Regions from separate parts of the Homo sapiens genome. Here all the other regions are linked to region 3. The links are chromatin loops, found by intact Hi-C in ENCODE. Cell type or tissue: Caco-2. All regions are shown on one strand. Links, peaks and the distances in the headings refer to the core of each region. The heading gives the core; the rest is flanking DNA.

Region 1 (5,822 bases), core at 1,684-4,183, 230 kb after region 3:
TTGTAATTCAGCTAGTTTCAAGTTGAGATTCTGTGTTGGATTTTCAAAAGTCTCAACCCTACAATTACTGAAATAGGAGACTCCTTCAGGGTTCACAGAAGTTTTCAGAGTATTTATGCAGTACTTGAGCTGGCAATCCAAATCCTTGGGTTCATCCTTTTCTTTCACCACTTTGTCTAGTGATGTTAGGAGCAATCAGCCAACCTCATATTTGTTAGTTTTCCAAAAATATTTGAAAGTATCATAAGTACAGTTCCCTATTCTTTGCTTCTTATAAGTGGTTGATTAGGAGGATCCATTGGAGATATCTTGTATATATCCATTGCCAGATCACACCATGGGCTATCAGTGCTCTATTTTATTGCTAGAAACAGAGTCCTTAGCATTTTCAAACCTAATCCGATTAGAGAACCAATTCCAGAAACCCCAGAAGCAATTCAGAAAACTCATCCTTAAAATTCTATTCCTTTAGAAACACTCTTGTTACCAAAATATTATATATATTATATATTCTATTAGTTCTGTTACCCTGGAGAACTCAGGCATATAGAAAGATAAGATAGATAGGTAGATAGATAGATAGATAGATAGATAGAGCAAAGAATAGGTAACTGTATGTATGATACTTTCAAATATTTTCGAAAACTAACAAAGATAATGAGATTGGCTGTTTGCTACTGATGTCACTGGACAAAGTGGTGAAAGAAAAGGATGAGCTCAAGGATTTGGACTCCCAGATCAAGCACTGCATAAATAATCTGAAAACTTATGTGCACCCTGAAGGAGACTCTTATCTCCAGTACAGTAGATACAGATTTACATATATACTTAAATCTATTCTATCTCTGTCACTCTCTATCTATTTATCTAGATTTATTATAAGTAATTTGCTCGTATAGTTATAGTGGCTAACAAGTCCTAGGATCTATAGTGAGCAAGCTGGAGACTCGGGAGAGCTGGTGATGTAAGTTTTAGTCTGTGCCTAAGCCCAGGGGCAGGAGAATATGATGTCTTAGCTTGAAGACGGTAGGACGGAGAGAGCAATTCTCCCTCGCTTTGCCTGTTTGTTCTACTTAGGACTTTAGCAGACTGGATGAGCCCCATCTACATATGGGATAGCAATCTGCTTTACTCAATCTGATTAAAATGCTAATCCCATCCAGAAAGCCTTCACAGACATGCCCAGAATAAAGTTTAATGAAATATCTGGGCAACACGTGATCCAATCAAGTTGACATATAAAATTAACCATCACCCTTACTATGTGCCAGCCACATGGACATATAGTAGTAAACATGACAAACACCATTGTTGCCCTCAGGGTGCTTACAGTCTAGTGGAGGTGACAAAGATAAACAAAGTTTCATGATAAGTTGTATAAAGAAAAATAAAGCAGAGTTAATGGGTAGAGAGAGACAGGCTAGGGTAGATGGGGCTCCATTAGACAAGATAGTCCTGGGAAGTCCTCTTTAAAAAGGTGACACATTGGCCAGGCACAGTGGCTCACGCCTGTAATCCCAGCACTTTGGGAGGCCGAGGCCGGCTGATCACGAGGTCAGGAGATTGAGACCATGCTGACTAACATGGTGAAACCCCATCTCTACTAAAAATACAAAAAATTAGCCAGGCGTGGTGGCGGGCACCTCTAGTCCCAGCTACTCCGGAGGCTGAGGCAGGAGAATGGCGTGAACCTGGGAGGTGTAGCCTGCAGTGAGCCGAGATCACGCCACTGCACTCCAGCCTGGGCGACAGAGCAAGACTCCGTCTCAAAAAAAAAATGAAAAAATGAAAAAAGGTGACACGTTAGCAAAGACTTGAATAAGTCAAGGTAGCAAGCCATGTGAATATCTGAGGGGAAACCAGTCTAAGCAAAAGGAAGAACAATAGCTAAGGCTCTGGGAAGAGAATGATTTCTTCTGACATCAGTGGTCATAAAAGTAAAGTAGGATTAGTTGGCATGTTTTGGAGTTTTTCTCCAGTTATGTTCAATTGACAGTGTTTGGGCATGGAATAGGTAGAGAGTTGAGTTTAGTCAGGGCTTTGATCAAATGAGGAGTAGCATGAGGGAGTTGAGGGTATTTGTAAGTGGGTAATTGGTGTAAGGAGGGAAGTGAGGTGATGCAAGTAAGGAGACAATGAAGAAGTGCTAGGGATTGTTAATTGCTAGGAGATCTCAACAGGAATGAAGAAGTTTTAGAGGGAGGGTTCCTAAGGCAAGTGTACAGGAATGGTAGGAGGTGGTATTTCAGGAAACAATGCTTGAAAAACTTAAACTTGAGATTTCAGAGGTGTACGCAGTTATTGTAATGACAAGGATAGAATGGTAGGAGTGGGAGCTTGGAATAATTAAGGAAATGGTTGTTGGAAATGGAAAGCCTAGAGGCCCAGGCAATTAGACAGATATCTACTGGTCTGTTGAAATTATTAAGAATGATGACAAGGGTGGTAACAGAGAGAGTCAGTGAGCCTTGTGCTAAATATTCCACATAGTTCTCACTTTTCCCTGAATGTGTTATGGTTTGCTTGTTTATGAGATTTGCATATTTCTGTTTGTAATATTCTTTCCATTCATTCTTCCAGTTTAGATGCCACTTTCTCTGTAAGGCCTACACTGACTTTCCTCATATATATTTATTTTCCTTTGTAATTATTTTTTAATGACTCTAGTTTTTCATGACACCAAATTGTAGAGGAAATTTTTGTTCAAAAATCTGCCTCTTCACATAGACGGTAATGTCTCAGAATGCAGAGATTATATCTTATGCATCTTTGCATCCATTCAATAAACAGTTGTCAAGCAAATGCTTTTCTATTAGAATATTAGCAAATTAAGGGTGTGGTTGTGTCCCAGAACATAGCACAGTGTCTAGTAATCGTTTTCTAAAGGAAAAAAAAAAGCCAAGATTCATTGACAGTAATTACTCTTAAATGTCCACAGTAGTCAAATACTAGGTAGCATGCACAACCCAGTTAACATTTGATTACGATAAAACTTGGACCATATCTGAGCTTTTCTATCTATAAATGTTTAAACCATACCAGCTGACTAATATAAGACAAATGGAAAGTTGAACCGAAGTGAACATTTATGGTTAAACTTTAGGAGAGGGTTGAAGACATTTGGATTCAAAGGCTGGGTCAGTTTGCATTGGAAATATGCTTGGAATTTATTGCAGCTGCTGAAAGTGGGATAGCCTGGAGGTGTACAGATTGTGGAATGACAGCTGTTTTGTGGAGCAATAAAATTGAGGTAGCTCTTCTTAGTGTCAAGTTCTCCTTATCAAGAACGCTGAATTTTTTTTTAAGTCTGTATGGCAATATTCTAACTAACTCTCCTCAGGGAAATCTCATCAAAGAACTATTTATGGATTCCTTACATCTGAATTCTCAGTCTTGCTTGTGCATTACAATTATTTGCAGTCTTTTTTCAGACAAATAAGCCCAGGCTGCACCTTCAGAGGTTCTGATTCAGCAAGTGTTTTTGTAAAGCGTTACAAGTGATTCTGATGCCTGGTCAAGAAGGAGGACCACTGAAATAGAGTCACATTCCAGTGAAGAACTGTATTGTGAATTATTTATTCTCCAAAATCCAAATTGACTGAAATCTTTAGTGCTTATGAAATTATTAGAGAACTGCACATTAAAAAGGAGTCAAGCTCTTTTTTGAGAAGGTCCACATTATGTTATGATTCATCCATTAGAAAGAAGCACTTTGTTTTCTGTAGTGCTGTACGAGCTAAACATTCATTTATGTGGACGATTCCCTGAGTTTCAGTTGTTGAACTTCAGACTAAGCTGTGAGATAATGATGGTTGTACCCTGAGGTAAGCACTAAGAAACGACCTGTTTACTGAAGTAGAGAGGGAAAACACAGCATTTGGCACTCCTAGAAGAAAACATGATCAAACCCAATTTCTAAATATATGGAAACTATTAAATTTCCAGATTTAAAACATTTTATCATTTATTTTAATTTTTGAACCTCAGGAAATACTCCTAATGGTATAGCAGAATACGATATAATTTTTGGATTCTGTGTTAACACATAATAGATTAAAAACAATCTTATGTCACTCTGAGTACCTCTTGCCTTTATATCTTTTTAGCATTTATTTATCTAGCTTATACTTTATTATTTTACCTTAAAATTATTTTTATTTTCTCTGTATATTTACTCTTTAAAGATAGTGGTATCCTTTCCTATCTTGTTCCTTTTCCTTCTTTTATTTCTTGTAAGGACATTCTATAGTAGGTCCTTTTCTTTTTCTACCTGCATATTTTGAGAAGAATCAGGCCCTTTTACAAACATTAAATTTGTACCAGAAGAACTAGATTTGAATCCATATGCTGCCATCCACGTGTGACCTTACTCAGTTTCTTTGAGGCTCAATTTTCACAATGTTAAAACTCCTTTCGATGGTGATTATAATAAGGGCTCCCCAGAAATGTAGGATGATAAGTGCAGAGGCCCCATATCCATAAGGCCTGAGCATATTAATTCTTGAAGTCAATGATCAGATGAGGAGGAGTAGGGCAAGGGAGTTGAGGGTATATTTAAACAAGTAATTTTTGTAAGGAGAGAAGTGTAGTGATATAGGTAAGGAGACAATACGAAAGTGATAGCGACTGTCAGTTGCTTGGAGATCCCAACAGGAATAAAGAAGTTTTAGACTGAGGGTTTCTAAGACAAGTGTAAGAGAAAGGCAGGAGATGGAGTCCCATCTTTCCTTTGTAAGGAATCCTTGGGAATACAGTTCTTTCCAGGGTGCCTGGATCCTTGGTCTTGTTTCTACAGTGTCCAAACAATTGCAATTTTCAAATTTTAAAACTCTGGACATATGCCCTAGGATTGTATTTTAAAGATACAGTGGGAAGTAAGACATTTTATGAAGGATTCAAATGAATCATTTATAAATCATTCTTTTGTCTCCAACTGAAAGAAACTATCCTGAATTAGGACATAGCCTGCTTTCAGTAAAGCATTTTACAATTATTATCAAAGTCACTTTACAAATATTTTATCAAAGGTATTTTACAAAGCCATTTTACAAATATTATTAATTGCACCCCTGTTGACTCTCAAATACATGCTCAACAGTCAGACAGATTAGCTTTCTTAGTCAATAACACCATCAACATACAGGTCGCTCTAATCTCCAGGATCACCTTTGTCTTTTGCATTGAACACATATCAGTCTTTGGTTTCTTTCTTAATGTCCTAGTGCCATCCCTAATACAGGGCTTCACCTTGCTTATCTCATTTGCATGGCCTCTACCCTTCTAGTCCCTCTCTATGGGGTTGGATTATCTTTTCCTTTACTCCAACGCTGGGTGGTTTCTGAATGCTTGCTGCATCTAGGTCAAATTTCTTGCCTGACATAAAGCTCTCTATTATTTAATCTCTTCTGTTTTGTCTACCACTGATATGGTTGGTTGCTGTGTTCCTACCAATATCTCGTCTTGAATTGTAATCCCCACATGTCCAGGGAGGGAGGTGATTGGACCCTGGGGGGTGGTTCCCCCATGCTGTTCTCATGATAGTGAATGAGTGCTCATGAAACCTGAGAGTTTTGTAAACTTCTGGCATTTCCCCTGCTTGCACTTCTCTCTCTTGCCTGCCATCATGTAAGATGTGCCTGCTTCCCCTTCCACCATGATTGTAAGTTTCCTGAGGTCTCCCCAGCCATGCAGAACTGTGAGTCAATTAAACCTCTTTTCTTTATAAATTACCCAGTCTCAAGCAGTTCTTTATAGCAGTGTGAGAGTGGACTAAGACAACCACTATCACCTACTACTTTCCAATGAGAGAGAAATTCCCACCC
Region 2 (5,822 bases), core at 1,684-4,183, 110 kb after region 3:
TGTTTTTTTTTGCGAGGGGGAGGGGTCTTCAAGCACTTAAGTGGGTGGATGGTAGTCATATTCCAAGACAGGCAATTTTGAGAATTGAAGAATTAGGAGGAAAGGGGAGGGAGGAGTTAATGGTTCTGTTTCATAGATTTAAACAAAACAAGTGTAGGTGTCTAGTAGACAGCTGGCTATCCATATTGAGAACTCAAGGAGAAGTCTGAGCCAGAGTCATCAATATACAGATGATTCTGGAGCCACAAGCCCAATGAGAGCTCTCAGAAAGTTAAAGTAGACAAGAAGGGAGCTAGGCTGAGGCTACAGCGTTGGAGCACCCAACACTGATGTTCAAATAGGGCAAGAGGAGCCCAAGGCACCTAAGAAGAAACAGCCAGTGAGGGAGGCAAGGAAGGCAGGGGAGTGGGGAACAAAACAAAACATGTTCAGGTAGTACCACAGAAGCCCAGAGACGAAAAGAGGTTTTAAAAAGGTGATGTGGCTGACCATGACAAATGATGTTAAAAGGATGAGTGACAGACCAGAGAATGGAACACTTTCTTTCACTAGATAGAGGCTGATGACCTTGTAAGGAATATTCCAGTGCAACGGTGTGGAAGAAAGTCTGATTAGAAAAGAGCTGAACGGACAGTGGGAATGAGCAAGTGGCAACAGTAAGCATAGCTAACTTTTTCCAAGAGTGTGATCCAGTGGGCAGAAATAAATCAGTGAAGATGAGTTCAAATGGGTTTTATTTGCATTTTTTTTTTTAAAAGTAGGTGACAGACATTAAGACAAGTGACTTAATGACAATGATCAAGTGGAGAAGACAACACTGATGATACAGGAGATGAAGGGTAATACCACAGGTAAGCCTTCGAAGGGGCCAGAGGCCATGCAATTCAGGGCTGCAATGTTTGTCTAATACAGATGCAGGAGGAGGCTTCTACTGTAAGGAGGGAGAAAGTAAAGTATGAGATATAGCTAAGCTGGTGGAACTGGCAAAGAAATTACTGGTCCTAGTTTTAAAAATATAAATAATGATATCAAATTACTAGGAATAACTTATAAGAAAATATAATGAGAACTCTTCTGCCTAATTGGCTCAGTTAATTGTAGTGTAGTGGCAATGAGGCCAAGGTCATGCATGGAATTGATCTTCTTATGGCCCAGTTAACTTCACAAAGAGAAAATATAACCAAAACACATCAAAAGTAGCCTCAGAATTACATGCTTTTGGGGTCTGACTCCATCATTGTTTGGAGAAATAAAAGTCTATATTTGATCTATGAGTAGATAACAGCTCAGAAGTACTGTCTTTATATTTGAAAAGAACATACAATGAAATAAAATGTCACTTATATTAAGACCTTAATATTTTACAAGAAAATGTAGCATCCCAATTGCAGGCACTAATAAAATTATGTCCCAATTTAGGAATAAAGTGGGGGGAATTTACTGGAATGTTGGATGTAGATTTAACCGACAATCACAGCTAACACACAGCACATACTACAGTCTTATCAAATTCTGTACTAGAAATTTTGTATTTGTGTATATATCATATGTATATGTGTGTCTGTATGTGTTTATATTACATGTACATGTATGTATGTCTGTGATATAGTAAGGATGTTTATCCCTTCCAAATCTCACGTTGAAATGTGATTACAAATGTTGGAGGTGGGGTCTAGTGGGGTAATTGGATCATGGGGGCGAATCCTTCATGAATGGTTCAGCATCATCCCCTTGGTAATAAGAGAGTTCTTGCTCAGTAGTTCATGCCAGATCTGGTTAAGAGTCTGGGAACTCCTCCTTCTCTCACTCTCACTCTCATCATGTAACGTGCCTGCTCCTGCTTCACCTTCTGCCATGAGTAAAAGCACTCTGAGACATCCCTAGAAGCCAGGCAGATGCCAGTGCCATGCTACCTGTATAGCCCGCAGAATTGTGAGCCCATTAAATCTCTTTTCTTTATAAATTACCCAGTCTCAAGTATTTCTTTATAACAACACAAAAATGAACACACACAGAAAATTGGTACTGAGGTGTGGGGCACTGCTATAAAGATACCTTAAAAAGTGGAAGCGGCTTTGTAGCTGGGTAACAGGCAGAGGCTGGAAGAGTTTGGAGGGCTTAGAAGAAGACAGGGAAATGAGGGAAAGTCTGGAAACTTCTTAAAGACTGGTTAAACGGTTCTGACCAAAATGCTGATAGAGATATAAACACTGAAGTCCAAGCTGACAAGTTCTCAGATGGAAATGAGAAACTTACTGGGAACTGGAACAAGGGTCACCCTTGTTAGGCCTTAGCAAAGAACTTGGCTGTATTGTGTCCATGCCTGAGGGATCTGTGGAAGTTTGAACTTAAGAGTAATGACCTAGGGTATCTAGCACAAGACGGTTCTCAGCAGCAAAACATTCAAGAACAGGCATGGCTGATTCAACAGCCTACTATTAGCAGGAGCAAAGGAATGACCTGAAGTTGGAACTTATAATTAAAAGCAAAGCAGAGGGTAAAGTCTGGAAAATGTGCAGCCTGGACCTGTGGTAGAGAAGGAAAACAAGTGGGCTGTGGTGCAATCACTTTCTAGAGAGATTAGCATGACTAAAAGAGAGCTGAGTGCTAATAGATAAGGCAATGAGAAAAAGGCCTCGAAGGCATTTCAGAGATCTTTGGGATAGCCCCTCCCATCACAGGCCCAGCAGCCTAGGCGGAAAGAATGCTTTCAAGGGCTAGGCCCAGGGTGCAGCTGTCCTGCTCAGCTTCAGGAGACTGCTCCCTGCATCCTGGCTGCTCTGGCTCCAGCCTCTGCTCAAAGGGGCCCAGGAACAGCTTGGGCCACAGCTCTGGAGGGTGCAAGCCGTAAGCCTTGGTAGTTCCTATGTGGTATTAAATTTGCAGATACTCAGAATTCAAGTGTGGAGGAGGCTTGGCAGTTTTCCCCTAGATTTCAAAGGAAATATCAGAAAGGCTTGGTGCCACAAGAGAAGCCCGCCTAGGGGCAGAGCCCCCATAGTGAAACTCCACTAGGGCAGTGCCAAGGGGAATTGTAGGGTTGGAGCACCCACAAAGTCCCCCCACTAGGGCACTGCTTAGTGGAGCTGTGGGAAGGGGGCCATTGTTTTCTAGATCCTAGAACAGTAGAGCCACTGGCAGTTTGCATCCTAAGCCTAGAAAGCCTCAATCACTCAACTACAACCTAAGAGTAGCCACAGGGGCTGCACCTACCTTATAAAGCCACAGAGGCGGAGCTGCCCAAGGTCTTGGGACATCGCCCTTTGTATCAGTGTGCCCTAGATGCAGAATATGCAGTCAAAGAAGATTGTTTTGGAACTCTAATGACTGTCCTGTTGGGTTTCAGACTTGTGTGGTCTACCACTCCTTTCTTTTGGCTGATTTTTCCCTTTTGAAATGGGAAGGTAAAACCAATGCCTGTACCACAACTGCATCTTGGAGTAAATAGCTTGTTTTTGATCTCACAGGCTCATAAATGGAAGGAACTCATCTCCAGATGAGATTTTGGACTTTGAACTTTTGAATTAATACTGGTATTAGTTAAAACTTTGGGACACTGTTGAGAAAGCATGATTGTATTTTGAAATGTGAGAAAGACACGAGATTTGGTGGGGGCAGGGGTGGAATAATATGGTTTGGATGTCTGTTCCCTCCAAATTTCATGCTGAAATGTGATTCCAAATGTTGGAGGTGGGGTCTAGTGGGAGGTGATTAGATCATGGGGGAAGATTTCTCATGGACAGTTTAGCACCATCCCCTTGGTGATAAGTGAGTTCTTGCTCAGTTAGTTCACATGAGATCTGGCTGTTTAAAAGAGTCTGGGACCTCCCCCTTGTTTCTCTTGCTCCCTCTCTCACCATATGATGTGCCTGCTTCCACTTTACCTTCTGCCATGAGTAAAATCTCCCTGAGGACTCACCAGAAGCCAAGCAGATGCTGATGCCATGCTTCCTGTACAGCCTTGCAGAACCATGAGGCCAATTAAACCTCTTTTCTTTATAAATTACCCTGCCTCAGGTATTTCTTTATAGCAGTGCGCAAACGGAGTAACACAGTCTGTATCATGGTGGACCTATAGCAGCAGCCAAACTGACTTTTCTAAGTGAGGGACACCGGAAAATGTGCAGACCAAGAAAGTACATAAAAATTTATGTTTATGTTTATTCTTCTTGGGAAACAATCTAATATTCTCATGATTTTCTCAATTTCAAAAGAGGAGGCAATCCCGTCCCTAACTGCAAATTTAAGAGACACTGTTCTAAAGTCAAACTTACACATTCTTTCCCAAATGCCTACTACGTCACTGTGCACTAGACATACAAAGGGAAATGACTCAGGATGCCTTTCCCTACCACTTGCCCTCAAAGAGCTCATAGTTTGGTGGGGGAGACTGACAAGCAACCAGTTAAACACTGTGGGTTTTGTGTGTTTTGGGCTTTCAAACCTAAAGCTCAGGAGAAACTCCTGGACCTAATTTCAGCAACCACCACTTAAAAGCTTAGTGTCTCATTTGCTTTCTTGCCCTTTACAAGTCCATGAAGCCATGCCTCTTACAGAATACCACTTGGCACCTGCCTTTAATTTTTATGAATTCATTTATAAAAATGAATTCCTTTTTTAATGTAGAACTCTGAATAACAAACATGATCCTAGGGCTGGAGGCCTGTATACCAGAAACCCTACCATCCAGTATAAAATATAACATAGGACCACAATGAGATGAAAGATATACCAAAAGCTAGTGTAAAAATATAAGGATCAAGGAATGTGATTCAGAATATGAATAAGAAAGTCAATGCAGGAAAACAACAAAGATACAGAAGAAAAAAAAACTGTGAAGGTAATTTTATGCAGTTAGGATGTTATAAGCAGGTTATTTTGGTATAAAAGTGCATTCTTGGATTCTGAGGACTGTAAGACAGATGCTTTCTCTAACGGAGCCAAAAATATGAAGTTACAAGCCTCAATTCCAGTTCACTTTGAAATTTACAGTTCCAATTTCTTTAGGAGTTAGGATGGTTAATCAGAACCACTGGGAAGTTTTTAATATGAAAATTATATCTGGTCAAAACACTTCCTATTGACCAGTATGCATATGATATTCTTCAAAACATATTGTTAGAAAACAAGTGATAAATGGGCAAGACAAACAGGAATCACATAAATACAATTTCTTGAATAGGGCACTCTTTTTGTTCTTGAGACAGGGTCTCACTCTTTTGTGGGATCACACATGGATCACTGCCAGCCTTGACTCAGGCGATCCTCCCACACTCAAGCGATCCTCCCACACTCAAGCGATCCTCCCACCTCAGCCTCCTGAGTAGCTGGAACCACAGGCATGTGCCACCACTCCTGGCTCATTTTTTTCTTTTTTAATGTTGCCCAGGCTGGTCTCAAATTCCTGGGTTCAAACGATCCTCCCACCTCAGCCTCCCAAAATGCTAGGATTACAGGTGTGAGCCACCATACCTGGCCAGGGTATGTTTTTTAAATAAAGAACAAATTGATAAGCAGAACCTTAAACCAAAATTTTTTTCACCATGTAATTCCAAAAATTTTTTCCCCTATCAAAAATTACTATAGAGAAGAGGGAACACAGCTACCTCTTTCTTCATAGTGCAACTCTTTTACAAGCTATGTGAACTGAACTTTTGTAACAGGTAACATACAATGCAGTGGTTAAAGCATGGTCTCTGAAGCCAGAATAAGACTGGAGCCAGAGTGAGACTCTGGGTAAACTGCTTAACTTTTTTGTCCTGAGGGTTCTTTGGCTGTAAAATAGGATAAACTTGTTAAAATATTAACTTATTTTAATATTT
Region 3 (5,822 bases), core at 1,263-3,762:
CAGACTGTTCTTCCAGTGACGATGGGGACAAAGATGCATGAGTGTATCTCCAGGACTGGATGTGAGCTGCATGGGAGAAAAAGAGTGCAGGCCTGCAGCCCGGGAAAACCCAAAAGGATGCCATAAACCCAACAGGAAGATGGGTTGTCAGGGCCCCAGGAGCTGAGAAAGGAATAAAAATGACAGAGAGAGAAAAGTACATTGTCCACATCATAAATAACACAGCTGAATGTGCCCAATGAGGTCCTCAGAGAACCCACAGAAGTGCCCATGGGAACAGTTCTCTCTGGGACTCAAACCCAGGGAGAGGTGCTTTTAAACATGCAAAGAGAGGGAACCATCATCATATTACATTGCAGTGTCCACATGAATAAGACCCTAACTTACCTCATATTTCTCCTCCTTCCTCTGCTTTAATCCAGGAGGAGCCAGAGACCTCTCAGTAAGTGAAGAAGAGGGGAAATAGGTAAAAAGCCACTATTCCCCATGTTAGATGAGGAAATAGGAACATTCTCCTCCTCTACCCAACACCCACTGTAGCTTTTAGTGGCTGGAGTCAGGAGAGAAAAGTTTTCATGTTAAATGAATTTCAGAGGTTTGACTATGACATAGAAATGGATATTTTAATTACTGAAATAAAACTGTTTTGTAATTAGAGGTGACTGGAAGACATTTTATCCTCAGCAGAAGAATAGATAAGGATAGGACCTTCCCTCCCCCTTGGACCCCACCAAGGTTTTATCCAGAGGCAGAGGAAGAAGTAACCCTTTATGTGAGTTTGAATGGGCAGAAGAAGAAAAGGATGAAGTTGTCTTCTAATTGCACTCTATGAATGTTGCTTTTTTGTTAACATAAATGTCACATATATTTTTAGCTGGTGTAACAAAAAAAAAAACATCTCAAGCCGGCTTGCATAATAACAGCTTTGGGCACAGTCTGATCAAGGCCCCGGTTCTGTTTGCTAGTGATCCTCCTGATTCTGCCCTCTCTCCATGCTAGTTTCTTCCTCAGATTGACATTCCTCTTGGTCACCAGATGCCTACAATCAGCGGGTGCAACTCTCTGCTCCCTGCTCACTTCTGAAGGGGAGAGCATGGATACCAACCACAGAACAAAGCCCTGCAGTCTCCCGCTGAGTAGAACACCCACGAAGAAGTGTTGGCCATTTCCCTATTGCCAGGGAAATATCATGTATTGGTTGGATTAGGCCTGTATTAATCCAGTTAATGGAACATAGTTAAACTATCCCAGACCCTCCATAGACACTAGAGAAAAGGTGAATCCAACCCAAATGTAAGACTGCTACTCAATAGGACAGAAAAGGCATGGATGTCAGTGAAATGGGAAAAAAAATGTGTGCCAAAGGAGATCAGGAAGGACTGAATAGAAGACATGGCCTTTGAATTGAAGCCTTTAATGAGGAAAGGGGATTGACATTGTATGAGGGCCAGGGTGGAGAGCGGGTTGTGAAGAGGATAGGGAAAATGCAAGGACACTGCGGATATAAGAATTAATGGGAGAATCATGGGCCACAAAGCAGCAGGATTATATTACAGAGATTGTAAGTAGTGTTTATTGAAGCACAGGGTACTGGGGAGGTGGAGGAAAGATGAAACTGTTAAGGAATTTAGACACAGCATGTAGTGGTTGGCAGGAAACAGATGACACTCTCAAACAGGGTAGTTGAGGAGAGCTAATAAAGGGACCATTTACCAAGGTGTAGTTAGGATTAAGAGAAAGCAAACTGGGATGGTGCTGTGCTATGGGCTAGCAACAGCAGGAAGTCATTTCTGTCCCTAGGTCTGAAGAGGGAAGCAGGGGAGCCAACACCAAGGAACCAGAGATCTTAGAGTCTGAAAGTCTGCATGATAGAAGCCATGGCCTTTAGTAGAGGGATCTTGCCTACTCTTAGCAGCCTGGCTTGGAGGGGCCTGGGGAAATAATACCCCAACCTCTCTCCTCTTCTTCAATATTGATGACTTCCATTGGTTAATATCAAACTGGAAGTTGGAGAGAAAGGGAGTCTATCTATACAAGTCAGCACCCTGTAGCCCAGAAGAGAGTAAAAAGGGGGTAAAAAGCAATTTCCGAGGGACAAACAGAAAACACCCAGCACAGAAGGAGGAACAAACATTTGGAGGAACAAACAGAAAATATCAGAAAACATTTTAATCCTGGGTCCTGGGACGTCATGGAAGGTTTTGAAGTTAGGAGCACCGCCATCCTCTAGGGGGAGCTCAAGCATTTCTCTCCACTCATCCCAAAGGCGGTGCATCAAAAGATCAGGGTGAAACTGACTTCAAGGAAAGAGCCCTCGGCTAGAGGAAGAAGCCTGGAGAAGTAAAGGGATTGCTCCTGGAATTGGAAATCTACCCTTTGCACTTCTATTTACTGCATTTGGATTGATTTGCAAGAATAACCATTAAAATAATCAAAGCTAAAAGTAAGTATGTACTGTGTGCCAAGTTCTTGACTCATTTGGCACAACTCTTCGGAGGTAAGCACCATTGAAATTCTCACCTTCTAGATTAAGAGGCTGATAGAACCTGGATTTGAGCCCATTGACAAAGGACCACTCTCTGCTCTGTTCTGTTCTCATGCTGCTGGTTTAGTCAGCTGAGTCAAAGGTTGCCTTTGCTTAGAAGGCCTAACAAAACCAGAGCAGGGTCCATGGAAAAGGAGACATGAAAAGGGACATATTTCCTGGTAAGATTTGTATTCATTTAACAATTTTAAGCACATATTTAATAACCAGGCACTCACTACCTGACAAGCTCTGAGCCAGGTGCAGGGTATCCGAGGGAACTAGGAGAGAGGCACTAAGTGCTGTACTAAGAACCTGAATGAGTGCATTTGAGTCCTGGGTCTGCTACATGTGTGACCTAGGAAAAGTCACTTAAATCATTTAACTGTCTCCTCATCTTTAACATATAGATGGTTAAAAAGTACACAGCACTTGGAATAATAAACGGGCAGATTGTTAATGTTGAAGGTGTGAGCTGCTGTTCTTACAACACAATGTCAGCCCTTGAAGCTCTTACAGTAGATGGAAAGATGGAGATGAGTAGGATCTAATTATTGGCCAAGTGCAAAGGAGCTAAAAAGGCCACCCACGCTGCTACTTACTTCAGCAATACCCAAGGAAACAAGGGCAAAAAAAGAGCTCTAGAGGCTCTTCTTGGTCTAGCCCTGCTTTTGAGTTTGGGGCCAAAGCTCTAATTCACTCTAATTCAGGGGTGTTAGCAAGGTTCTTGTCTGGCATTCTAGCTCTGAACAGTTGATACCAGCTTCCTGAACCATGTGTTAAGAGAGATCTCAGACTGCATGTAGAGAACGTATGCCTTGAGAGATAAGTGATGTCTGCCATTGATTGAGGGTGGAGAGGAGGAGCCAAGTGGTTCTAGAACAGTGTCCTTTTGCCTAGAATGTCCCTACAGCAGGAGCAGCTGGGCAAGACTCAGAAGTCCTGATTATAATCACAGATTAAGGTGACCAACTATCCCAGTTTGCCTAGGACTGTTCCAGTTTTAGAACTGAAATTCCTGCAACCCAGAAAACCTCTCAATCTTGGGCACATCCCAATCAGCTTTGCAGGCTTTCTCTATCTGACAATACCAAAAAAAAACAACAACTATGAGCTCTGACTAGAAGAGATTACTCTTTTTGTCTTGGCCAATTTCAGCCTGTGAAAATGCATCTTATTCTGGCCTGTATGTGCCAGCCATATGCCCTCAAATGTTCCCCCACTTCACAATAGCTGACCTCCATACCTCTCTCCTTTCTCAGCTATTTTTCCTGCTGTATCCACTGACGCCTTAGTAGGAAACAGATGGCACCATCAAAGGGTTTAGCTGAAGAGAATTTCATACAGGGATTATTTACAGAGGCGTGGGCAGGGTTAATGGAACCAACAAGAGCTGGGGAGACAGTCAGGGATTAGCTCTTACCACAGGAGGTCTGCAGGGACAAAGGGAGGGGATGCTGTTACCAGCCTGGTAAGAGCTGAAACTGTGCAGGAGAGGTCACTGGGCCTGGGAGCTGGAGCCTCTGTCTCATCTGCGGTGTGGCAGAGAGGAAAGAGGAGGAGGGCATAAAAATCCCTGGCCCGGCTCTCCTCCTGCCCTCTGGCCTCTTGCCAGTAGTTTCTTGCCAGAGTGCAAGGAAAAGCAAATGAAACAACAGGTCTAGTAGAGGGCAGCCTCCCAGGCCGCAGAGCGTGACAGGAAAAGGCAGAGAACAGATCTAAGAATAACCATCCCAGGCCACCCTATTGTCACTCAGCTTCCATTCTAACACTTTACTTAGCCAAAGAAACTCAGGTCCTCAACACAGGGAAAACATAGTCTCATCAGCTACTGTATCACTGAGTGATGATGTATTTCAGTCATATTACTTCCTGGACCCTAAACTGTAACTTTAGTCACCACCAGGATGCAAGGCAGCAAAGAAAGGTAAAAAAATAAATAACTATCATACTACAGCTCCACATCTAAGCATTTCTAATCTAATAATCCTGACTTCCTCCTCCCAGCACTCGTTCCATAATTCTTTACCCTCACCTAGCATCTTGACAGTTAAGGTGTCTTACTTGATGGGGTGAGCCAAACCTTCCTTGCCACAGGATCCGGGTGGTTCCATCTTTGTTGAGTTGCTGCCGTTTCTCATTGGCCATTACTACTGGACATGGGAGTGCAATGAATCCCATGGGCTCTAGATACAGTGTTGTTTCCATGTGATAGCAAAAATCCCAATTTCTCCTTGATAATCAAAATTAATCATACCAGTCCATACAAACAGCCAATGCTCTGCCTTTGATCAGTGTTGTGAACAACCTGAAATGTTGAAGGGGCATTCTCAGTGTTTCCTAGTAGAAATATATCTCCCCCTTGGGCACAAGAACCTCACGCCCATTAGATGCAATGTTTTAGGGACAAGAAGACAGTATTATTGAAGTGGGTTATTACTCATCCTGAGTTCCCAGAGCCATGTATTCAACACCATGTATCAACCACTGATCTGACCACTTATAGGACAGCACCCCAACTTCACAAGATGTTGTCTCCCAGCAGGCTCCATAAATGAGCCTTCGATAGGACATTTCATCATTCCATCAATCTAGCTGCTTCCAGGTAAGAACAATGAATTCTACGATGTGAGCGTAATACCACAGCTGTTTCACTGTAAATGAGTTCCTTGATCAGTGACAATGCTGTGTGTGACACCATGGGGATGAATAAGGCAGCCTATCAACCACATATGGTAGTGCTGGCGGAAGCAACATGCACAGGAAAGGGAAGTTACTCTCCAGTATATGTAATTATTCCCATGAAGACAAATTCCTGCCCCTTCCATAATGTAGTGGTCTGATATTATCAACCTGGGTGGCTGATACTTCCAAGAAATAGTGCCAAATAAGGGTTCAGTGTTGCCTTCCGTTTTAGAAATCTGGGCACTCAGCAGTGACAGTGGCAGATCAGCTGTGATGTGAGGAAGTCCATGTTTATTTATTTCATTGCCTCTGTTCCTATTCCCATGGCCACTTTGTACATGAGACATTTACCCAAGCACAAACATGGCCAGTGTCTTAGCATGCTCAACTGCTTTAACAAAACGCCGTAAACTGGGTTGTTTATAAACAGCAGAAATTTATTTCTCACAATTTTGGAGGCTGGGAAGTTCAAGATCAAGGTTCTAGCAGACTCTGCGTCTGGTGAGAGCCTATTTCCTGGTTCACAGAGGGCCACCTTCTGTGTCTTCATATGGTGGAAAGGGCTATGCAGCTCTCTGGGATTTCTTTTATAAGGGCACTAATCCCATTCATA

Evidence for each region. Hi-C counts contacts between places; a loop is a spot of excess contacts. Peaks named below come from ENCODE experiments on the same cell type or tissue, not always from the same donor. Only the 100,000 strongest peaks of a DNase experiment are listed, where the experiment ranks them.
Region 1: a loop joins it to region 3, with 2.2 times the contacts of the local background. A loop is called at or near these places in 2 of 110 quality-filtered maps.
Region 2: a loop joins it to region 3, with 2.7 times the contacts of the local background. A loop is called at or near these places in 3 of 110 quality-filtered maps.

The regions. Positions count from the first base shown.
Region 1 is chr12:89,772,401-89,778,222 of GRCh38, forward strand. All of the region lies in intron 2 of LOC107984543 (a long non-coding RNA gene), which reads left to right. Among named protein-coding and RNA genes, the nearest start is that of ATP2B1-AS1, 66 kb to the left of the region's middle. In Caco-2, for the core only: no CTCF peak of the experiment used is centred there; a DNase peak (open chromatin) is centred at 3,191.
Region 2 is chr12:89,646,090-89,651,911 of GRCh38, forward strand. All of the region lies in intron 2 of ATP2B1 (ATPase plasma membrane Ca2+ transporting 1), which reads right to left. Among named protein-coding and RNA genes, the nearest start is that of ATP2B1, 60 kb to the right of the region's middle. In Caco-2, for the core only: no CTCF peak of the experiment used is centred there; a DNase peak (open chromatin) is centred at 2,692.
Region 3 is chr12:89,540,891-89,546,712 of GRCh38, forward strand. POC1B-AS1 (POC1B antisense RNA 1) reads left to right here. Exons shown (of 2, transcript NR_146294.1): 2 at 1-652. Among named protein-coding and RNA genes, the nearest start is that of POC1B-GALNT4, 18 kb to the left of the region's middle. RefSeq lists a silencer at 4,225-4,294. In Caco-2, for the core only: a CTCF peak has its summit at 2,222 (motif pointing right); a DNase peak (open chromatin) is centred at 2,251.